3 separate regions of the Mus musculus genome follow, and all the other regions are linked to region 1. The links are chromatin loops, found by intact Hi-C in ENCODE. Cell type or tissue: left cerebral cortex. All regions are shown on one strand.

Region 1 (8,000 bases):
GACAAGCAGATTTCAGAAGACTGGGCAGCACGTTCCCTGAGGAGTTGTCTCCTGCACTTTGAGAGCAGACTGGCTTTAGCCAATTGATAGTGACAGCTGCCAATTTCTAATAACTTCTTCAGGCCACTTCCAGTCTTTACCGACTAGATTTGTAATTTGTTTGCTTGTTTGTTTGGCCAAAGCCTGGCTCTATTTAACTGATACACTGATGGACATGCTAGGATTGAATAACACTGAGAAAAGGCAAGCCAACAGAAATGCACAGGGCAGCATTCAGCACTGTATGTCTAAGTGAAGGGACAACCCCGAGGTGGCTCTGCTGAAGTTCTAAGAGCCAAAGTACAGATCAGCTCCATGGAGAGAAAGGGAGAGAGGGAGAGAGGGAGAGAGGGAGAGAGGGAGAGAGGGAGAGAGGGAGAGAGGGAGAGAGGGAGAGAGGGAGAGAGAGAAAGAGAGGGAGAGAGAGGGAGAGGGAGGGAGAGGGAGGGAGAGGGAGAGAGAGAGAGAGAGAGAGAGAGAGAGAGAAGAGAGAGAGAGGAAGAGAGGGAGAGAGAACACGAGAACACTCATGGACCTGTCTATAGAGCTCTTGGTTACCAACCAAAACTAAGTAGTCACACAGAGGTTCCAGGTAAAAATTAAAGGGTGCACCCTACACAAAAGTGACTTTTCAGGGGCTGGGTATGTTGCTCAGTTTCTGGACTGCCTTCCGTGTATGGGGTCCTGAGTTAATCACCAGCACCACATATGTCAGGTATAGGGGTGCATGCCTGTAAGCCCAGGACTCTGGAGGTCTGCACAGGACGATTAGACATTCAAGGATATCCTTGGCTAGAGAGAGAATTCAAAGCCAGACAGGGCTACATGAGATCCACTCCTAAATGAAAGGGGGGGGTGGTCTGTGAAGGGGGAAAAAAAAAACCTCTTAAAATGCAGACGCTCTAAATTGGTGTTTTTCAAATGCCAGTTCAGATACACAAAAGAAGGTGTTTGAACTGCACTGCCTTGCACAGCCTGTGTGTAGTGTGCAGCACAGAGGAGCCCTGGGAGCAGGCTGTAGATGAGAAGAACCAGTCAATGTTACCAAGTACCAGGAGGCAGGAGCTGACACAAGGGTCTCAATCAACACTGTCCACTGAGCACAGGGTTTCAGGAGACTCTGTGTCCAAGTCTGTCTGTCTGTCCACATGTCTGTCTGTCTCTGTGTGTGTGTGTGTCCATGTGTGTGTGAGTGTGTGTGTGTGTATGTATATGTATGTATGTCTGTGTATGTGTGTGCACGTGTGTCTATATGTGTGTGTGTGTGTGTGTGTGTGTGTGTGTGTGTGTCTCCTGTGCCTGTGAGCCTGTGTGTGTGTCTGTGCTTATTTACATACACACTGGAGACTTTCTCCCTGGAGCTTGGAAGGGAGCGTCACGTCTCCTCCCTGTGAAGCCCCTAGCTTGGCCTTAACAGTCACAGTTCACACAATGGCTACTCTCTGGGTGAGATCGCTCCTCCATCCGCTGGCACTGCGGTGGGATTCTAGCGACCCCCCCAGAAAGTTCTCTCTTCAGTAGGTAAAGCAGCAACCCCTCAAGCTATCCAGGATAGGCCCTTCCCCCTGTGAGATTCAGAAGCCGACACGCTGGCTCACTTAACTATAGCCGAAGCTTTTCTCAGAGGCTCCTTGGCCTCAAACAATTCTAGCACACACCCAGGCCAGAGCTACCATGCTGCCACAAGATTCCTTCTGAAACCTAATCCAGACACTTGTGCCCCACATGAGAGCATCCACCAGGGTCTGCTAGGTCACCTTTGGCGTTTAGTCACCAAAACCTGAGACTGTCAATCATCCCCTGAACACAGTTCATTCCTCCATCCATCTGTGCCTCCAGACTTATTGCTCTCTCCCCAGAATATTCCCACCTGTGGAGCGCATCTTTTTGTACCACTTCCCACAATGCCTCCTCCAAAACGACTGGCAGCCATTCCCGAAGGCACTTCTCTTCCAGATCCTCTCAAGGCACCATCCTAACAGCGACGGACTGTGCCTGGAAGGCCCACCCGTGCTGCCCCAATTCCTCCAAGCTTCAGTTTGTGTCTCTGTAAAGCAGGGCCTTGTGTTGCGTCCTTCAGACACCTGGAGTGAGGACTGAGCTAGTTAGCCTGTGTTTAGCACTCAGCACAGGCTAGAGTGTTCTCTAAGTGTGAGGTCCCAGAGGGCCTGAGCTTGGGCTTAATTGGTTTCATGCCTGGTTTCTCCATCTCATGGCAGGGACACTCCTGAAAGCAGGCCCTCGATGAGTCCTGGTAACCAGATCATTTCTATGCTAGCGCACTGTCTGATATCCAGAAGGGAGTAAATAGGAGGTTTGTCCAATAGTTACAGAAGGCTGCCCATGAGTGAAGGTGGGGCAGACTGGTTCCAGGCACTGCCCGTAGCTCAGAGGCATTTCAGCCTCTACTGCCATCACTGAGGAGCCTGCACCAGTGTCTCACACTGCCCCATGCTCTGTCTTTTGGGAAGTGTCTGGGTTTTCCTACCCCTACATTCTACTGTCAGAAGTAGAGCTGCCTCCCCCTCCATCTTCACAGACACTGCTCCAACGACATACAACAGCCCGGCACCTCACCAAAATCCTGTCACATCAAAGGGACAGCCAAGAGTTCTAGAATCAGCCCCCCACAACAGCTTCATCTCTGGACCACACCCTTGGACACTATGTTGCCAGTGGATGAAACGGCTCTCACTGAAGTGGCTAATGGGGAAACCTGCTCCCTACGGGACTGGTGAAGGGGAGGCCGGCAGTGCCAGGTGCAGCACGAGCTGTGGTGAATGCTGTGCGTGGGTGGGTGGGCGAAGCTGTTTCCATAGGGGCACCTTCTCAATCTGGGTGCTGCTAAGTGTGTGACCCAAAACAACTAGGCAAGCGTGGAACAGAGACAGGAGGTGGTTATTGCTCTGGGAAGGTTACAGATACACAGGGAAGGTGACCAGGATGGCCTGTGGTGAGAGGGAGACATCGCTAGGAACTCAGACTGCCCTTAGGACAAATGCAGGCAGCTTGGTGCAAACACATCCACCAACCGCCATGCCAATGCATCTAGATTGGTGCACAGTTATCCTGCCTTATCCTGTCAGCTGGGAACAAGGAAGCACCCGGCACTGCCAGGTTCCAGATCTGGCTTCCCAGTATTATCCTCCAGTGAAAGGGTCTGGGGCTCCCATGGTCAGGGAACACACAGCATAAACCTGAACTTTCCCATAGTACAGAAACTAAGAGAGTGTTCAGAAAACAAGCAAAAACACCAAAGGGCTCTGGGGGCCAACAGCATGACCTCCCAGTGGCCAGAGCCAGAATGTATGAAATCGAGTAGAATTTGATTATAACCTAAAGTACAGAATGTACCTCTAATAATCCACTATAATCGAAATAAATAATCAACTAGGGAAAGAGGCGAGGGAGGGAAAGACAAGGTCTGCCATGCAGTGAAATGCCCACATGAGGAAGGGGGCAGCTCTTCCTTCCCAGGGGGAGCAGCACAAAAAAAAGGTATCACGTGGCAGACAGGAACTTTGCAGGGGGTGGGGGACACACATGTCCTCAGACAGGTGACAAGGGTGATCCCAGAAATGAAAAATCACACCGATAGCGGAGACCCTGATAGGATGCGATCAGAGGTCGATCCTGCTCTACCTACAGTCTTCCTCTCGAACATCCATTTCCCCATCTACTCACGAGAAAGGTCTCAGACAAACTCCAACGGAGAAACGGTCTCCCAAATGCCTGACCAGCCCTCCACACAACAGCAGCAGGTGATCCAAAAGCCCTGAAGGCAAATAGGTGCTGTCTTAGTTAGGGTTTTACTGCTGTGAACAGGCACCATGACCAAGGCAATTCTTCTAACACCAACATTTAATTGGGGCTGGCTTATAGGTTCAGAGGTTCAGTCCATTATCCGCAAAGCAAGAGCATGGCAGCATCCAGGCAGTCATGGTGCAGGAGGAGCTGAGAGTTCTACGTCTTCACCTGAAGACTGCTAGTGGAAGAATGACTGCCAGGTAGGTCTTAAGCCCACACCCACAGTGACACACCTACTCCAACAAGACCACACCTAATAGTGCCACTCCCTGGGCCAAGCATATACAAACCATCACAGGTGTTTTTACTAAACTGTCGCTCTTCAGTCAGGTAAACTTAAACTCTCACTACATGGAAACTCCTGTCAGGTGACTCACACCAACCCCTTCCCTCAATCTCCCCGCCAGAGAACAAAGAAAGTACTGCTCCCCTTCCGGTCACCTCTTGTCATACCTCAGGGGAGCATTCTCCATGGATTCTAAGCCAGGAGTGTGTGCAGTGGAAGGAGCGGGCTGGATGGACAGCTTGCCCAAGGAGAGCTCCAGGAGTAGGCTCTTCTCTCATTGGGGATGCTTAAACAAAAACGTGCATAACTTACAACACTTTTAGGCGTCGCTATGCTCAGCCCGAGTGTGCTGGAGAGTGTCCTTATGTTACTGGAATTCCTTCACGGCAGGAGCTGGGGTGCAGAGATGGTTCTTAAAATGCATCCCACTTTGGGGACTTGTGCTAAAACAAAATCCCAGTTTGTACCAAAAGTATGACTTTAAGAGTGACGAGAGTGCCCTCTTGTGGTAAGGACTGAGAACTGCAAGCAACCCTGTGACTATTAAGGATATTAAGTTGGGAGTTTTCTCCTCTTCACATTCTTGGTGGCCCGACAGAGGAAACCATCCTTGTAAGTACAGAAAATTCCAGCGGGAAATGGACAAATCTATCCTCGGCCAGACAGGTCCAGGTTCTGTTTCCCTTCTTATGAGCAGTCACCTTTGACAGAAGACCACAAGCTGCTGCCCCAGTGACATTGATCGGGACCTCAACGACTCTTGACACCAGGTCGAAAGTCTTTACGGAACACACCAAAATGGCAAAGAGTTGCTCATTTCTGAGGGCCACCCCGTCTTTGGAGGACAAAGAGATTAGATAGATAGATAGATAGATAGATAGATAGATAGATAGACAGACAGACAGACAGATAGGTGGTGGGTGGATGCATGCATACATATATTTCCTGAAAGTCAGCCTCCCACACAACAGAACAGGACAACAGAACAAAGAGGACATGGAACACGACTCACCATGCCCTGTCTAGGTCACTACAAGACAAATTTTTTTTTTTAAATCCAAATTTTTTTTTAATCCAAACAAAGCCACCAGTTTTCACATGTAAATTATTTATTCGGGTAAGTGATGAGACAGAAGCCGCATCAACAGTAAAACCAGGGTGCTCTGTGACGACAGGGTAAGACAAGAGGAGCCCCACCCCAAGTTTTATTAAAATGAATGTGGAGTACACCTGGCTGGATCCCTTCCCCGTGCAGGCTCTTGGGATGCTGTGATTCTAATTCACAGACGCTCTCTGGCAAGCCCATGTGTTTTCAAGCCCTAGAGAGGTAGAAATGTGGAAGATGCAACTTAGTTTCAGCTATTCCTGTGACAGCCAAAGGGCCAGCAGAGAAGACAACCCCAAAGACAGTCGAAGAAATGCAAATTAAAGGAAGGCGGTTGGCTGCGTTATGTGCCAGTGAGTTGACTTGATAACCTGAGATCCACACCTGGAACCCATGCGACAGAAGGAAAAAAACAATTCCCAAGAGCTGCCCTCTGACCTTCACACGCACACCTAGAAGAAGCATGCCTGCATATCCTGTACACACGATTTTTTAAAAGGATCATTTCTCTTTTTCACAAAAGAAATGATGCACTATCGCTCTGCACTAACCAGAGAGGTAAATGAAAAAGCTTGATGTCCTGGCATATCAATTACAGAAGACCCAAGGAAAGAGACACTAGAAACCACCTCTAAGAAAAGGCTGAAATATTCTTTCCATTCCAGGGCAGAAGTAGCATCCAGTGTCTGCAGAATGTACGTTATCTTAAGACCCAGGCCCTCCCTTCTGAGAATTCCAAAGCACCGTTTAGACAACTTTTCTGAGACCAACGTCCCTTTCCCAAAGGGTCATGATGGCTCACAGACTTTCCCCTTTGGGCTCCAGGTGCATCAGAGAAAGAAGACAGAACTGAAAATCCAGAAACCATTTAAGAATCAGACCAGGATCGGGTAGACCCTCCAGAGCTTCCAGCAGACATGGCAAACCAGCAAATGCCATGACTAGACACAAGATGGCTGACCAGGCTTCCAGTCTCACAGGTTAAGAACTGTTCCCAATCACAGGGCTCGTCTGTTTGACCCATGAGCAACACCATCCTGTGTGCCTTCCTAGTGTAGACTCCACAGAAGCCTCACTGTCTACCCTGCGGGCTACACAGAGGCTCCACACTGAGAACCGCAAAGGACTGTGAGCCTCTCTGAATCTACAAAGGAGCTCACCTGCTCTACAAACAACCTTGGCTTGCATCTAAATGAAGTGTCTAGAGGCTGTGCTCTCCCAACTTAGCCCCGGACCACAGCATCCTGAATAGCATTGCCCTTAATGAGCCACGGATGAGACAATGGCTCTCAGGCTGCTCTGGCATGGACTCCAAGCTTCCTTGGAAAATCAAAATGCCAGAAGCCCAAGTAAACACTTAAGACACAACAATGCCAAATAGACATGAATAGCAAATACCTCCAAAAATATGAGCTTCTCAAGAGACATTATTTACGCACTCTGCCATTTTTTTTCTCTTTCTGTGGCTCTCAAAGAGGATTTAATCCTCTGACAATTTTTCACTCAGAGAAAGACAAAGGAGCCCACGGTGGAAGGGAAAGCATTGCTCCATGAATCAAATCCAGTCTGCCTCATAAGTCACAGTGGATCTACATTTCTGTTCTGAGTAACGATTGGAAAGAGGGCTACAACCGTAGTCAGGAGGTCTGACTTGTCACCTCAGCTCAGCAACTGACCAGTGGTGAGGCACCAGCTTCCCTTCTGAGGTCTGGTCTCACTGGCCTCACGGATCACCTGTCTAGGGCCCTCATAGCTCATGGCCTCAGGAATGTGGCAGAGGGCTGAGTGTTCCACTCTAATGTCCTCAGTTTCTGTTATGTGGGTGCCTCTGCCCATCTCAGAGGCTCTAGGCTGGTGAAGCCTGCACCCACAAGGCAGGATAACCCAGAGGCTTCCACCTGCCTGGACAGAGTGGAGTTCCAATCCTCAGCAGGGTCTGCTGCTGCAAGGATTGCTGGTCCGGAACACACCCTCTCTGGTCTTCTGTCCCACTCCTCTCTATACAGTTTTCTGGTACTATCGCCCACAGCAGGCTCTTGAACTAGAATCCTTTGGAAGAAATCCAGATTGAAATAGAGACAGCATGGCTTTCTAGCAATCCACTCTGTAACACAAGAACTAGTTCATTTCTGTCCAGAGCTGACCCCAAAGCAACCTTAGGGGGAAAGCCTCATTTTAATACGGCTCTGAAGCTCTGGCTGATTCCTGGTGGCTCTCAGCGATGAAAAGTGACACTACTCTGTCACCTGCTCTGTGTGCTAGGGACCACTAGTGCCACTTCTCTCTTAGAAAGGGCCAAAGGCTAATGTCATGAGAAAGCAGGCCAAGTCCAAGGTGGCTGACGCAGGCCTTTGAACCTGCGCTTTCACAGTCCACGGACCTGAAATGTCAGTGCTCCCTGACAGTGGTGCTAAGGGAACAACTGCTCGACCAACTTCGATTATCTCTGGTAAAAAGAAGCCAAATTCACAGGAACACGGAGCCTGGCATCCTCTGTCCGGTGTAAGCGGAGAGCTGGGGCGTCTCTGAAGCCGCCTAGGAAACACACTTCTGGGCGTGCCTGTGAGCATCGGCTGAGGTGGAAAGACTCGCTCTATATGTGTCACGGGCTGTCTCAAACAACCACACAGCTACTGGCCCCCAACCTGCTGCACCGAGCAGCCACCACTAGAGGCCACCACACGTACCTCTGCACCTGAAACCCTTCATTAACATCCTCCAGATAACTCAGAAGTGAGACTCACGTTGCGAGTGAATGCAGTC
Region 2 (8,000 bases), 84 kb before region 1:
CCCCGAGATCCCAGAAAGCAAGTCATTGTCAGCTCCAACCTTCTTCCTGCCTGCTCTGCTCACTCCCATGTCACCTACAGCTAGGAGACAGCAGCAGCCAGGGAGACGGAGCCCCAGGAACACAGAGGTGAGTAAATGGGTCCTGCGATGCCTATTGCCCACGGCCACCTATGTGTACCTGATGCAGTGACTCCTTCGTGGTGCCACATCTCCTACAGAACCCATGAATCTGAAGGGCTCTCCAAGCCTCACTAACTGAGAACCCAAAATACAAGATAAATACCCACAGCAGGGCAGGAGACATCTGTAGACCACTGGCAGATACTGATACCCACACTAAGAAATACTTCATTTTCACTCTGAGCTGGAGACTTGCACACATTCTCATTTAATCTTTAAAATAAATCGCAAGGCAACTAACTTCTTTGTTTTATAAGCAAAGAAACTGACTTATCCAAGGCCAAACATCCAGTTATAGGTAGAGCCAGGATCCTTCTCAGTGGGCCTCAATCCCGACCCAGTCCCTGCACTTTCAAACAGTAATACATTAGCAAATGTCGTCTATAGAACCCTACTAAGTATAGTAGCCTGTGTCTCATTTTCAATCTTATCTTACTTTCATTTTAATTAAAGTATACACTATGATGAACCCAGAGGTATTTGGCTTCCATTTGGTGGTCATTTCTATTCTAGCAGTGTACAGGTTTATTTTGTGTGTCAACTTGACACAAGCTGGAGTTATCACAGAGAAAGGAGCCTCCCTTGAGGAAATGTCTCCATGAGATCCAGTTGAAAAGCATTTTCTCTATTGGTGATCAAGGGGGAAGAGCCCAGCACATTGTGGGTAGTGCCAACCCAGGGCTGGTAGTCTTGGGTTCTATAAGAGAGCAAGCTGAGCAAACCAGGGGATCGAGCCAGTAAGCAGCACCCCTCCATGGCCTCTGCATCAGCTCCAGCTTCCTGACCTGCTTGAGTTCCTGTCCTGACTTCCTTTGGTAATGAACAGCACTATGGAAATGTAAGCAGAATAAACCCTTTCCTCCCCAACTTGCTTCTTGGTCATGATGTTTGTGTAGGAATAGAAACCCTGACTAAGACAAGCAGCCTATCAGCATGAGGAGGGGGAGGGGTGGCAGCCTATCAGCATGAGGAGGGGTAAGGGAGAGGAAAAGAGGGGGAGGAGGGAAATCAGAAGGATGGAGTTAGTGCAAGTCATACTGGACACTGAAGTGAACCATTATGCTTGAATTTTGCAGACTAACTTTGGGAGAGTCAGTGCTGACTATATAACATGCTGAAGACTTGACAGCCTGCCAGTAACACTGCCCCACATCCCACAGGACCACTGCCAAGGGGAATCCCAAAGGGCAAAGCAGCCACAGTGATTCTCAAAATATAAAGCTCTTCCCCGACCCATCAAAGCTGCACTCGCACCCGCCCACATGACGGGTGAAGCTGCCTAGCCAGTGTGTGCTGCCTTGACTCTGGTCCACTTGGCTTTCCACCCCTCCAAGGCAAGGGCCACTGTCAAGTATCTCCTGTGTAAATACTTCTGGAGCAAGATGGCATTGAGTCCTATGGCTGGGTTTGTGGGTGGTGTTTTGATGCTCTTTAAGGAGTCAATTGCTTCCTCGAGCATTTCAGAAACTATGGAGATGGAGACTGTTCTTTAAACACACCCCTCCCTGAGTGAAGGAAGATTCTTGTCTAGGTAGCATCATCTAGTGGGGAATCTCTGAGCTGCAAGCCAACAATCTATCACAGTCGGATTGATGCTTTTAGAGCCTACAGAAAGGGCTTCTCCATTTCATTCATCATCTTCTGCAATATCTACCATATATAAATTTAGTAAACTTCTATTAAGGCAATAAACATAAAATGAGCCTCAAAAGCACGAGCAGTTCTTCTAGCACGATGGACAGGGATCTTGTCTGGCTGGAACCAAGTTTTGGTTTGGATTCTCAGAGCTTCTGGCATATGTGTGTGTGTGTGTGTGTGTGTGTGTGTGTCCACCTCCTACTGTGTTGCTCCACTGGAAGCTACCCTATCTACCATCTCAAAGGATGGATTAGTAAACCATTCTTGCAAGGCATTTGAGCAACTCACAGAAAGAGATGTTTGAAGTACAAATTATTATTTTTAAAGGTTTCCCAAGAGCGGGCCAGCAGTTACTACAATTACTATTCAGTGAAGAATCTTAAGTGCACACAGCAGACACGCCTGGCGAACTCAACTGTTTCCATGGGTCTTAAAGGTTTAAACTAATCACACCTGTATGGTTTCTGAAGATAATCTGATGGCTATAACATACAGAGATAGATAGCTTCATTACCACAAATGACTCCAGAGCAATCCAGGAGAGAGGAAAGCCGCTACTGTTATGCAGATGTTGCTGCCTAGAGCTAACCCAACTCCTTCCTGACACCTTGGCTGGCTCTAAGTAATAGGATTTCAGAATGTTACTGACTGGCTAAGAGGGTTTCCCATCTGTAAAATGAGAGAGAACTGCCACTAATCTCTCCAGCCTTAGGAATGCACAATGGCTTTTGTGGTTTGTACAAAATAACAACAGTGAGAGTCATATCCAAGTCATACAGCCCACCCTTATCTCTGTGCTTCCGCCACCCTGGAGGCAGTCTCTACACTGAATACAATCTGGCTGCCCAGTGACTCGCAGTGGCTGTTCTTGCTCAAAGTTCGCCCTACCTCAGCCACATATCACTCATTCCAACATCCCATTTAGCCACAAGAACCAATCAACAGATAAAAGATGTTGGGGAAGAAAAGTGCTTCCTTGGTCCATCAGAAGAACTTAGATCACGAGCAATGAGTGATTCTAACTCATCAACAGAAATAGCACCAACTGCCAGGGTCAAACGTGGTGTCCAGGTGAGCAAATACATTTACCCAGCGTTGGCTAAAGAAATTCAACACTAGTGCTGAAAATTGATGGGTGCAAAGGGCTCTGTCTAACTTGAAAGATCAGACATTCTGTCACCTTCACAGAGCTTCAGTGTCATGCACTGTATTAGAATTCTGCAGAGAAAAAGAGCCAATATCCATTGATAAAACAGCAACAACAAAACTTAAGACGCATCCGAAACACAATTGTGAGGACCAGAGTCTGTATTCCCAGGACACACATAAATCAGTGTGTGGTAGCACATATCTGTGACCCCACAACAAAGAGATAGGAGGCAGAGGTAAGAGAATCCCAGCTAATCTGGCATAGATATCAATAAACTATAAAAATTCTTCTGAGTTACAGAGACAAAGTTTGGAGCTGAGATGAAAGGATGGACCATGTAGAGACTGCCTTATCCAGGGATCCACCCCATAATCAGCATCCAAACGCTGACACCATTGCATACACTAGCAAGATTTTATCGAAAGGACCCAGATGTAGCTGTCTCTTGTGAGACTATGCCGGGGCCTAGCAAACACAGAAGTGGATGCTCACAGTCAGCTAATGGATGGATCACAGGGCTCCCAATGGAGGAGCTAGAGAAAGTACCCAAGGAGCTAAAGGGATCTGCAACCCTATAGGTGGATCAACATTATGAACTAACCAGTACCCCGGAGCTCTTGACTCTAGCTGCATATGTATCAAAAGATGGCCTAGTCAGCCATCACTGGAAAGAGAGGCCCATTGGACACACAAACTTTATATGCCCCAGAACAGGGGAACGCCAGGGCCAAAAAGGGGGGGTGGGCGGGTAGGGGAGTGGGGGCGGGTGGGTATGGGGGACTTTGGTATAGCATTGGAAATGTAAATGAGCTAAATACCTAATAAAAATGGAAAAAAAATAAAAAATAAAATAAAAATTCTTCTATCAATTCAATGTTGTCCTTACACTGTCACATGCCATGGCAACCCTTACACATATGAACATACACACACACACACACACACACACACACACTCACACAATGATGTGAAAAAGACTTATGATATACAGAGCTATGGAAGCCCACTGGGAGATCGTTTGCCTCTTATGCACAAAGCTCTGGGTTCAGCTCCTAACTGAAGGGGTGGGCAGATACACGATACCTCTGTGCCAGTCAATGGGCACAGGATCGTTCCAGGGGTCCACAGTACATCGAGAAGATAATACATCAGACACACAGATATGTTCAAGCTATTAGAAAGTGCTCGCCTGACAAACCATGATTAACATGTGCGGTGACACCTGTGCACCTGCCGTCTTTTCAGCACTACCTGTCCTACCTTCATCCTGTTGGCCACAATAAAACACTCTGACCAAAAGGACTTGGGGAGAAGAAGATTCAGTTCTTTCTACCCTTCTGGGTCACTATCCATGTCTGAGGGAAATCAAAGCAGGACCCTGGGCAAGAACCTGAATCAGAACCAGGGAGGAATGCCACTCTGCTGGCCCCATCTCTGCTTGTTCTCTCACAAGCTCATCCTTAGCTAGCTTTCTGTACAGCCCAGGGCCACCTGCCTAGGAATGACCCCTCCCACAGTGGACTGCACCCTTATATATCAATGAATAATCAAGACAATGCCCCATAAATGTGCCTACAGACCAATATGATGCAGTCAATTCCTCAGTGGAGGATCCTTCTTCCAAGTGGCACTAGGTTGAGTCAAGGTGACACCTGAGTTGACAAAAGATATTACCTAAAATTTCATGGAAAGAGAATATAGAACCCAGCATCAACACATTACAAGTACTTAGCGAGTGGGAGCTATGACTTTAAACTATTATCTGATTGCTTTAGAGATCAGCCTTAACTAAAAACAGAAACCCTTCTGCAGGCTGACATTTAAAAGGCCACCACACAAAGAACACAGACCGGCTTCCAGGAAGGTACTTGTGAAAGCGTGGGCTGGCGAATCAACGGCACGGGATGTTCTCTTCCAACAGCTTGCCATTTCAGCATCTTTCGATTAGGCCGACACATGGTGCTCTCGAATGGCCCAGCTTCCCTCCCACGTTTGCAGACCAGGATTATTCTAAATAGGAAGCCAGTCCCCAAAACCTCCCACTTGCCGCCAACACAGGTCAGCCACAGGATTGTGTGCAGTCAGGCTGTGGAGCAGGTGCGACTACCTGTGTGAAGGTCACAGCCTAGTTATTTTATGTGTCAGTCTGAAGATAAAAGCAGACAACAATGAACCAGTCTGCACTCTCCCCGTGGAAGGAGATTGTCTTAAATTTGGGAAGTGGTTTGTCACTGAGATAACCTCAGCTACCCTGCAAAACAAAGCAAATAAACAAACTCGCTGGAAGTGAGGGTGCACACTTGAATTCAACTCTAAGGCAGACGCAGTGCTGGGCACTGCTGTTCAGTTACTTTGTCTGTCTTCAGTAGACACCGGTCATGGCGCCCTTTCTCCCTAGAGTCCTCCCCACGGTGATCTATAAACTGTAAAGTGCTAGTGCTTTAAAATGATTTTAAAGCAAGCCCTGGAATTACATTAAGGGCTTGCTTTAAAATGATTTTAAAGCAAGCCCTGGAATTACATTAAGGGCTTATCCGAGCCAGAAGGAGGCTGATGATGGTCAGGAGGAACCGACGCAGAAGGGTCACGTAACCATTTCCGGTCGGCAGTGGAGCCACTCCGCCCCCTCTTACCAATGAATCCCTGTCCATATAGACCTCAAAGTGCTCAGCCTGCTCGCTGTCTGCGGGTTTGGCCTCCTGACCAGACGTTTCCATTACCGCAGCTGCTGTTTGTAAGCGTGTAGCAGCCCTGCGTCTTAATGCTTCTCACCACACGCTTAATTTTTTTTTCTTCTCCTAGAAGAAATTATGGCCATTTCGGCTGAGTGTCCCCATTCTGTATTCTTTCAGAGCTCGTATTCATCTTTTATTTTCCTGAATGAGGTTTGGTTTATAGCATATAAGATAGGAAAACAGGATTGAAAAGGCTGGGAGAATATAAATCTTCCCTTGGAAACAAAATGCTCTCAGCGCATTTTAAAGACTTCAGAGTTTTTTTGACGCCCTCATTCACTGGAGAATTTTGGAGGAAGTAAAATCCGAGAATCCCTCTCCCTCTTCCCCCCGCCACTCCCCTATCTCTCTCTTTCACACACACACAGAAATAAAAAAATTTAAAAAGCCAGCCATATAGCCTGATTATTCCAATGTCTTCCAGTACACTGTGTGTTCCGTCAGACACTCCATGTTGGAAAGGTTTTCCATGTCTCGCTGGGTTTGCACATTCCTTTTTTCCAGCCAAAGTTCAGATACCTCGAGGACAGAGCTACACCCTAACCATGCGGTAGAGGTCTATTACATCATGGTGGTCTATTACATCATGGAGGTCTATTACATCATGGATCGCTTAGGCAAATCCCAGAGCTCCACTGGTGTGGGTACTCTGGGACTCGGTGCTTTTCCCAGGCTACCCCACTCCAGAGGGCCCTTCATGTCACCATAAAACTGATTTCTTTACCTAGCCACACAGGAGGACAAGATCCTCAATGGCTCTAGACTAGTCTTCTGGATATAAACACACCAATGAAAAAGCTGTAGTTTTCTTCATAAGCTAAGGATGTGAGGACCTAAAGGAGCAGGGTTCTGATGACAAAGCTTAAAGATGAGCAATTCGGAAGGAAGGTGTGTTGTAATGTGTAATCCCAATGATGTTGTTTCTAGCACGTTCAAACAGCAGCCAAATGAATGGCTCCATCCTCAGAATGAAATACATTTTATAGGGATTTCCCCCTGGAAAACTAGAGCTGAAGGTGGGGCTGGAGAGACAGCTCAGCCATTAAGAGCAGTTACTGCTTTTTCAGAGGATCAGAGTTCAATACCAGGTACGCAACTCATGACCCATATTACTGCAGCCCCAGAGACCCTCATACCCAGTTTTGGCTTCAGCAAGTGTACACACACACACACACACACACACACACACACTATAATTTAAAATAACTGGAGATATGTGTGCAAAAACACATCAGACCACAGCAATCATTTAAAAAGAAGAACCAATTAAGAATGCCTGTTGCTCTATGTCCTGACAAGGCTCCTGGCATACAAAGACTCTTCTCACAGGACCCAAAGAGCACAGTTAAAAGTGACAGTAGTTGGGCTGAGAAGATGTCCTGGTGGTTAGTAATGTGCTGTAACCATAGGACTGGAGCTTGGGTCTCCAGAAAACTAAGTGCTGTTGGGAGCTAAAAAGAGGCCCTGGGGAAGAGGGGGGAAGGGGAAGACCCACACCCCGCCAGAGTTCCACCTATTCTCTGTTCAGTCAGCGGTGGGAGGGCTGCCATACACTTTCCACTCATCCCTGAGTGGGCATCTAAGCCACTGACCCATTCTCCGGGGGATGGCTAAGGGGCAGCCCTACCTGGGGGCCCCGGAGCTACTTTCTCCTAAAGCCCCAGGGAGCCCCTGTGCTAAAGCCACTGGGGTTATGGGAGAGAGGGGTGAGGGAAGAGAGGTTCCCAACATCGCAAGAGTGAGCGCAACGGATCTTGACTGGAGCAGAGACCATCAATGGTTTTAGAGCTTTGTTATAGAAAGGCAGGGAGAAAGAGAGACGATAGAAAGGAGAGAGAGAGAGAGAGAGAGAGAGAGAGAGAGAGAGAGAGAGAGAGAGGAGAAAGGCTAGAGAGAGAGAGAGTAAGAGAGAGAGAGGAGAGGAGAAGACAAAGAGAGAGGAGAGAGCATGAGAGTGAGGGGTAAGAAGTAAGAGAGAGATAAGTAAGAGAGCAAGCAGAGGCTGAACAGCCCCTTTTATGGTCTTTACTGTTGCTAGGTAACTGGGGAAGAGTTTAGCCTGAAGGTCAGACGCTTGAGCCATTGCCTACGAGTCTTGTAGCTCTGCTTCTCTTGTGGGGGCTGTGGGGGGCGGTAACTTAGGCAGGAGCCAGAGTTCCAGGAGCATGAGGGAATGCCTACCGTGTCATGTAGGTGAATTATCACCCTTCAGGGTTCAGACCTCAGCTCAACTGGAGACAGCCTGTCTATGCATAGCCCAATGCCCCACAAAGTGCCAGGTGGGCATGGCAACCCCC
Region 3 (8,000 bases), 670 kb before region 1:
TGTGAGATTGAAGAGAAAAAAAAATCAGTCCTGAGTGTCCTGTGGCAGAACAGGAGAGCTCTCCTTCCTGACACCATTCTGTGTTAGACGAAGTAAAGGTTTTCTTTAGCAACAGCCTAACAAATGACTTCCGTCACAGCCTTCTCACAACTTTGCCTGATGGAGACTGTGGTAGATCTGGAGCAAAACTAAATCCAAGAAGAGCTCCTAGGTGTTTGTACAGGATGTGCACCTCAGGTGGCCACATAGAATGGGAGCCCTGCCCACTTGGCAGGCCAGAACAGCAGGAGCCACCATTGTAAGGAGGCTTGTTGAAGCCCCTTTGAGCAGGCAGGTCTGCATTAGCTCCTTGGGACAAAGGGACATGTCCCATAGTGCCTGGGGGTTGCACTTGTTGCTTTGCTTGGTCTCAGTTTCCAGCCTTGGAGTTGAACTTTCGAGGTGGGTTTCCTCCCTCTTCCTTCCTCCTCTCTCCCTTCTTTCCTCACTCCCCCCCTCTCTTCATTCCTTTCTTTTTCTGTCTTTCTTCTGCCCTTTCTTCCTTTCCTCCCTTCATATGTCCTTCCTTTCGTCCTTCTTTCATTTCTTCCCTCTTTCTTTCCTTTCTTCTACCTTCTCCCCTCCCTCCTTCTCCACTACCTCCCTCCTTCTTTCCTTCCTCCATCCCTCCTCCTTTCCTTCATCCTTCCCTCTTTGTTTCCTTCTTCCTTTCCTTATTCCCTTCATCTCTGTTCTCCCCTTCCATCTTTCTTTACTCCCTTCTCTTTTCCGCCATCTGCTTTCTTTCTTTCTTTCTTTCTTTCTTTCTTTCTTTCTTTCTTTCTTCCTTTCTTTCTTTCTTTCTTTCTTTCATCCCTCCCCTCCCTTCTTCATTCTTCATTTCCTCTCCCCTCCTTTTTGTCTTCCTTCTGTCTCTTTTCCCTTTCTACACTCTCCTGCTTCTTTTGGACTTTGACGGAAGATACCCCTATGTAACTCAGACTGACTTCAGACTTGCCATTCCCCTGCCTCACACTCCAGTTATGTTGGGATAGCAGACGTGAGCACCACCTGGGAGATGTTTTCTAGGGATGAACTGCATTGATGTTGATAACTAAAGGCCAAGAAGAATCCCATGCCATGGCGCTTGCAGCTTCCCTTTCCACTGCAGAGTAAGTATTTCCATCTACAGGCACCGCGACACATGGAAAGGCTGCTGCTGCTCGTCCTGATCACACAACACTCTCATACACTGAACTTGTAACCAGCACACCTGTTTCCACAGGCGTTTTTAAAAGACGACTCTTAAACTCAGTCCTTCTATTTGGGAACAATTGACCACTAGGCTATGGAAGGAACAAAGTATTTGGGATATCTTTTCAGATCCACCAGAACTTGCAAGGCATTGACCTTTTGACATTTTTTTTATTCACAAATACTTCCAGAATTTGAGGCGGGTCCCTACTAAACAACGAGTGTGAAAATCCAGGGCTGCACTCTGTTCGTCTCACGCCAGTGACCCACACACACCGCCATCCCCAGCCAGACACCAGGCGTAAACTTCCTCACAACCACAGCCCTTATCAGCAGCTTGCACATGCAGATTCCAAGTATGTAACCAATCAACAACCAAGAGAGCAAACAGAGGCTGTGACTGTTAGGCCTGGGCGCTGGCATTTACAGCCCACTCCAGAGGGCTTCCTCCTCAGACAGCCTCCTCCTGTTCACCTCTCTGAAGTCTCTCTAGTACAACTTCCACATTTTCAAAGAAATATCCCTTGCTTCTTCCGGAGAATGTGAGCCCCCTCCTTGGTGAGCCCCGCAGCAATGTATGTACTAGTGCCGACTGCACATGTCTGTCTATCAGTGAACCTTGCTACATGTCTCAGGACATGCCCTGTTTTCTTCCAGCATCCAAGGATGGGAAAGCTGAGCCCTGCATGCAATCCCTTTGGCGTCTCCCATCTTTAGCATTCTACACAGTACAGGTGAGTTGCAATATTTTGATTGTCACTTAAAGTCTGACTTACTCATGTGTGACAAGAGCTATCATCTCACACAGGAGGAACATCTGCAAATACTACTGTTGGTTCACATTCATAAAATGCAGTAAGATACAAAGTAAAAGAGCTGAGAGGTTTCAAGCCATCTTCTAGACAGGGAGGGAAAGTGTGTTTTAATAAAAACACACTGGCAATTTCAAATAATCAGAGATGCATTTAAATTGTATTAAAACATCTTTGGAATCAGGAAACCTGATTAGGTTTTTCCCAGAGGCTTCCTACGCTGAAACCAGAGATTTATTTATTAGTCTAAGGAAAGGAGGTTCAATTTAAATGAAAAAAAAAAAAAAAACAACCCAGCTTATTAATTATTAGCCAAGCCACGCAGTTGCTTCCTGGGAGGCAAAGGAAAACAGGCTTTTAAGCCAAAGGGAGCTGAGTGTGTTTCCAGCCCTCCATGCCTGCCAGAGCTGGGCTCCCCAGGGACTGGGGCCTTTCAGCCCAGAGCAGTCCCCAGCAGAGATCAGAGGAGAACCTGTGGAACTGAGCCCTGGTGGAGGCTCTCTCTTCTCCCCTCTGGTGGTGCAGGAAGAACCTTGGGGCTAGTCCCTGCAAAATTCTGCTTTCCTCCTACTCCGCACCCCCCCCCCCAACCCCGCAGGGCTTGGCTGGAAAATACCAGGCTCCAGAAACTGAACATCCATCTGCAGCTGCTATTACCGGGTGTCCGGATTCTAGACCAGGACCGATGGGGTTCAGGATCCACTCACATCATTCCTATTCCCTGATAAACTTTGCATCCTTCTTGGAATAGAAAGTCACAACTAGCATGCAGCCCTTCCTGCCCTAACTGGTGTACCACCTTCCTGCTCCCCCAAACTAACAGCTGCTCTGGTGGCTCACTACCCCAGGAAGGAGGAAGGATCAGGGGTACAGAGTGCCCAGGCTGAGCGGCGGGTGGGAAGGACGGCGCACAAGCTGTCACCTTGTGGTCTGCTACACCGAGGTATCCTTCGAGCTGCCGGGGTCCTGCGGGGGCGGTTCTACGTGGCTGGGGACTGCTCTCCACAAGCTGCGTGCTGCCAGTCGCGGTTGCCGCCTGCTGCTGCTGCTGCTGCTGCTGCTGCTGCTGCGGGGGCCGCTCCTTCTGGCTGCCGAGGCTGCTGTACACGAGCAACAAGCTGGTGCACATGGTAGTGAGCACTAAACACACTGCCAGACCATGGCGCTGCAGGCGGGCGGGGGAGAGAGAGCAGAAGACAGTGGCTCAGGGTGCACCAGGGAAGCTTGGCTCCTTATTGGCACCAAGCACAAGTCCGGAGCATCCGCCCCAGCCTTCCCAGCAGCCAGAGAGCAGAGGTGACACGGTCTTGCGCACCCGTCAGGGATGCTCCTGCATCGCTGCTCACAGCCCGCGTCTCACAGTGGAGGGCAGGTGGCGCGCGGTGACCAGTGCAAGGGTGAGCGCGTCCGCCCAGGGTACTTTGGGAAGGAGGATCTAGACTCCACCTAAGCTGCTCGGATTCCAGCCCTCCAAACACCCTCTCTTCTCGCCCCCCTGAGGCTTCCTGCAGAGATCCCCGCTAAGTTTGAAATCCGACAAGAAAACCAAGAAAGTCAAAGATGGTGCTTCCTCCCCGCCCCTCTGAGTTTGTGCCCAGCGGTCACAGTGGGACACCCTCCATCCCTGGAGAGGTCAGCCTGCTCCTCTGCTCTCCAGTCGCCCCTTGGATCACTCGCTAAAGATCCAGGAGCCCAGGCATCCCTAGCGCCCATCCCGGATTCCAAGCCAGGTAGAAAGTTGTCACCAATGACAGGTGACCTCTTGGCACAGAGATAGATACCCGGAGAGGCTTCCCCAACGGTCTAGGAGACCCAGAATCCCAGGGGTCTTTGCCTCTGCTTGGCAGAGTTGGAACAACAGACTCACCATCAGGGTCTTCATTTTGGGCTCCTCTTTTGTGCGGAATTCTCAGGCAAGCGCGTCCGGAGCCACTTTTTCTTGGAGGTTGTCCATGGTGGGTGATGGGGCGGAGGCTGCTCAGATGCTCACCTGGCAGTGACGGCAGCTGAGCGGGAGCAGGAGCCGCGGGACCGGGAAGCGCTGCTGTTGCAGAGATTAGAGGAGAATTAAAACTGAGCCGGACCCTCCGAGTCTTAGCGATCCACACACTGCCGCCTGCCGCCGCCTGCTGGGTCCTAGAGTCCTCTGCAGTCCCCCTCCCAACCCCCAAACCATCTTCTCAGTGAAGTGGAATTTCTGGGGCAAGACTGTTACCATAAAGGTGCACCCATTCCTTAGTTTGAAGATTTATTATCTTTGAATGGGGCTGTCAAGTTAAAAGGACGCAGAATCCAGTTTGATCCTGAACACGGTAGCCATTTGAAAATTTACTAAATTTTCAGGTTTGTGATTTTAATAAAGAAACAAGTTAGCCTCCCAAATGTCAATCGATCTCTTTAAATTTGCATTTGTGTTTACAGCCTGGCAAATGTGATCATGGGATTGTTTTCCTTAAAAATTACGCCGCTGTAATAATTTCTAGTTGTTTTCAAATGTCCTTTCCCTCCCTAATTCTGCTTTGACAAATCATTAGTCTCCTGCTTCCCTTGGACCGTACCCTTCCATGCAAATGGCTTCATTCATCATTTGCTCCCAAGAACACAATTTATATTTCTACTCAACCTGCGAAGTCCCTGGTGCTCATTTAAATGATTTTAAAGTTTTGGAAACACTCGGTGCATCCCATTCATGTGATTAACCGTGAACTGTAGAGTCTTCCTAATGTCAGTGAAGAAATATTAGCTGTTGAAGATAAAAAGTGATCTCGCATCCTAGGATCCTGAAGGCTGTGATTCGTCCCTCCTGCTGTCTGGGGCACTGGTGGCGTATACTTTCACAATCAGGACCTGGATTCCAGTTAAAAGCTGGATCATTGTTCAGTGCTGAGTTCAGATCAGTAGCCTGCTCTAAGTATGCTCTTGTCCCTACATCTAATTAGAGCAAGCATTTGTTAAACCTCTAATTTAGCTGAAAACGTATTTCAGCCACGTGACATTATTCAGTGAACATAGTCGTCTTAATGTCTCTCTTAACACTGTACATGTAGCCGTGTGAGGTTGAAGATCACATTAAGAACGATCAGCAGGCCACCTGAACCATGGGCAGGCACAGTGAGAGCCCTTGCAACTCCCCCTTTAATCTTCTCTAATCTACCGCTGGATGGATGGCACAACGGGGACTATTTTTAACGTATGAGGCCCATGTCCAAACTCTATTAACAAAGTTAAAATTATTGGTTCAGTAATGAGCATCCAGGAGACAGAAGCACACACCATGGAGCCTTTCGAGGAAAACACAAAAATTGGAAATACTATCCGATACTGCCAGCAGTGCGGTTAGCTATTTATTCAATGTGTGCTGTGGGCATGAATAGTGCCCGTTGTCTGGACAGGCAAGGCAGCAGGCAGAGGAGAATCTTATCGGGTCTTGGCAATTCTTTATTGTATGGCTGCACTTGACACTCAAATTAATGAAACAAAGGACCAACTTGATGAATCATTGCAAGCAGATTATCTGTGTTTCTCCAACACGGCTTTCGAGATGCAGCCAGACGAAGCCCCTGCCTTCCTCAGATTGTTCTCCTCCGTCTAGCAAGCTGCCCAGCAACCGATAAAACACTTCTCATATATTCTGCGCTGCCAAAGAGAGACATCGTATTTATGACTTAAGCTCATGGCGGCACATTGGACATCTGTTACACGGTGTGTCTGACCAGACTCATTAAGCTTATGATTTTTCCCTCCTCCTGGGATGGCAGTTAGCTGGTCACAAAATTACTTACAAAATGAGTACATTTAAATTTTTAGTTCTGAGCTTGATTGAAAGAACTTTAAGGTATCTGGCTTTCTGATAGTTGATTGGGATGGTAAGACTCTTGGAGGGATTCTGGCTTGGGAGTCAAAAGGACAAGGTAGGGCCAGATGAAGGTGGAGGAGATAAGGAATGGGAGACAATTCAACTTGACGATTATGTGGTAGTCACCTGTCACTCGATAGTTCTGTTTAGGAAACATGGTGGTGGAAAGAGAGAGAATTAAGCATAAACGTTTTCCTTTAAGGACTCAGAACTCTGTCTCTCTGTCTCTCTCTTTGTATCTCTGTCTCTCTCTCTCTTTCTGAGTATGTGTATAGTGAATTTAATGAACAGACAATGGAGGAGTTCTATCGATTCAACATATGTTTAACAAGTATCTACTTTGTTATGCACCTACTGTGTGCTAGGTACTGGGGCCTAGGCTTGCAGTTTCAAGGGAACAGCAGTCAATATTCAGGCGTGGACTTTTAGGTGATAGGGAGCAACCAATGTGCAGATTTGTTTCTTAGCTTTGCCTCCTACTTCATTAAGATCTGAGGGGTGTGCTTTTCATGGCAACCCTTACGTTGCACCGACAAGTGGATCTCTGTGTCTGAGGCTAGCCTAGTCTGCATGTCAAGTCAAGACTACACAGTGAGATCCTATCTTTAAAAAAATAATCCAAGAGGTTTGAGATTTCAAGGGTAACCTTGTACATGTATGTACCTTTCAGTTATTGATCTGACTAGCCACAGTGAATGTAAAATAGGCAAATTCCTAAGTATTTGATGGACTTGGAGGAGAAAAGACAGGTAGACAAGTCAGTGGAAATGTCTGGTTTGTCTAGCTTGGACACTTCAATCCAGAGTGGGACAAGTCACAATTTGCCTCTTAAACCCAGGTAGCTGAGACAAATTTCTCACCATTTAAAACATTGCTACATTTCTACCTCTTCTGCTATCACATTCAATCAAATTGATTCCTATTTCTGAAAAAAAGAGAATGGAAAAGAAATTGAGTGTTGCAAAATGTAGTTTCTGTGATAAAAATAAGCTGAGAATTGTTGAAACAAGGCATGTCCTAGGTGACAAGGAATCTGAAATTTGGAGGGAATGTTAGCTTTGCACAGGGCCTCAAAGAACACAGAGATACTAGAGGAGAAAGAAAGACACATTGAAGTCTGCCCACAAGCTCTACTGTGGTTCCTCAGGAAAAGGTCCTTTCATTGTGTGTGTATATGTGTGTGTGCACACACATGTATGTTCATATGTGGATGTGCTTGTATGTTCATAAGTGTGTGAGTGTGTTTGTGTGCATGTATGTTCATATGTGGGTATGAGTGTATGTGCAAATGTATGCTCATATGAGAGTGTATGTATATATGCTCATATGTGTGTGAGTGTATGTGTATATGTTCATATATGGGTGTGAGTGTGTGGGTGTGCTTATATGCTCATATGTGGGTGTGAGTGTGTGTATGCATGTATGTTAATATGTGGCTTTGTATGCATATATGCTCATATGTGTATGTGAGTGTACATACATATATGTTCATATGTGGGTGTGTGCATGTATGTTCATATGTATGTATATGTGTACATGTAGGTTCGTATGTTTGAGTGTATGTGTGAGTGTATGTTCATATGTGGGTGTGAGTGTGTGTGTGTGTGTTCATGGCACATGTATAGAGATCAGAAGACAACCTTGAATGTTGATTCTCTGGTTCACTTTTTCTTTGAGACACTGTTTCTCACTGGCCTGGAATTTTGCCCTGCAGGCCAGGCTCGCTGGTCCTGGAAGCATCCAGGAATCCAACTGTCTTTATCTCCAATCTTGTTGTCACTGGGGTTGCAGATATACCTTGTCCTGGGGATCTAAACTCAGACCCTTACACTTGGCAGGCAAAGTGTTCACTGACTGAGCCATCTCCCCTAGCCCATCATACATTTCTTAGATAGATGAAAGGTACAAGTTAGTGTAACAGGAGTTAGTTGGAGTTATGGCTGCCTTTTACATTATAGTCTTGGAGAAAGAGAAGAAATTTCTGGAAGGTGCAAGAAGAGTAAAGTGTTTAATGATGGTAGAGAGTCCGAGAACAAGTCTGACCTTTGTTCATCTATGCTGTAAAGTTTACCCAACTTTCTTCACTTCATAGGCAAGAC

What was found. Peaks named below come from ENCODE experiments on the same cell type or tissue, not always from the same donor. Only the 100,000 strongest peaks of a DNase experiment are listed, where the experiment ranks them.
Region 2: it touches region 1 in a loop (2.2-fold over the local background); 2 of 42 quality-filtered maps call a loop at or near these places.
Region 3: it touches region 1 in a loop (3-fold over the local background); 4 of 42 quality-filtered maps call a loop at or near these places.

What each region holds. Positions count from the first base shown.
Region 1 is chr3:153,650,675-153,658,674 of GRCm38, forward strand. The region is part of intron 1 of St6galnac3 (ST6 (alpha-N-acetyl-neuraminyl-2,3-beta-galactosyl-1,3)-N-acetylgalactosaminide alpha-2,6-sialyltransferase 3); the gene reads right to left. Among named protein-coding and RNA genes, the nearest start is that of Gm52633, 59 kb to the left of the region's middle. In left cerebral cortex, CTCF peaks have their summits at 4,639 (motif pointing left) and 7,914 (motif pointing right); DNase peaks (open chromatin) are centred at 2,798, 4,574, 6,420 and 7,903.
Region 2 is chr3:153,566,413-153,574,412 of GRCm38, forward strand. All of the region lies in intron 1 of St6galnac3 (ST6 (alpha-N-acetyl-neuraminyl-2,3-beta-galactosyl-1,3)-N-acetylgalactosaminide alpha-2,6-sialyltransferase 3), which reads right to left. Among named protein-coding and RNA genes, the nearest start is that of Gm32721, 20 kb to the right of the region's middle. In left cerebral cortex, a CTCF peak has its summit at 1,737; DNase peaks (open chromatin) are centred at 1,658, 4,886 and 5,997; H3K27ac peaks cover 892 bases.
Region 3 is chr3:152,978,091-152,986,090 of GRCm38, forward strand. St6galnac5 (ST6 (alpha-N-acetyl-neuraminyl-2,3-beta-galactosyl-1,3)-N-acetylgalactosaminide alpha-2,6-sialyltransferase 5) reads right to left here and starts at 4,120. Exons shown (of 5, transcript NM_012028.5): 1 at 3,913-4,120; 2 at 2,968-3,210. The coding sequence starts at 3,927. Gm46830 (a long non-coding RNA gene) reads left to right here. Exons shown (of 4, transcript XR_003954686.1): 3 at 1,891-1,967. In left cerebral cortex, CTCF peaks have their summits at 2,558, 3,421 and 4,160 (motif pointing left); DNase peaks (open chromatin) are centred at 1,817, 2,595, 2,852, 3,195 and 2 more places; H3K4me3 peaks cover 3,208 bases; H3K27ac peaks cover 2,541 bases.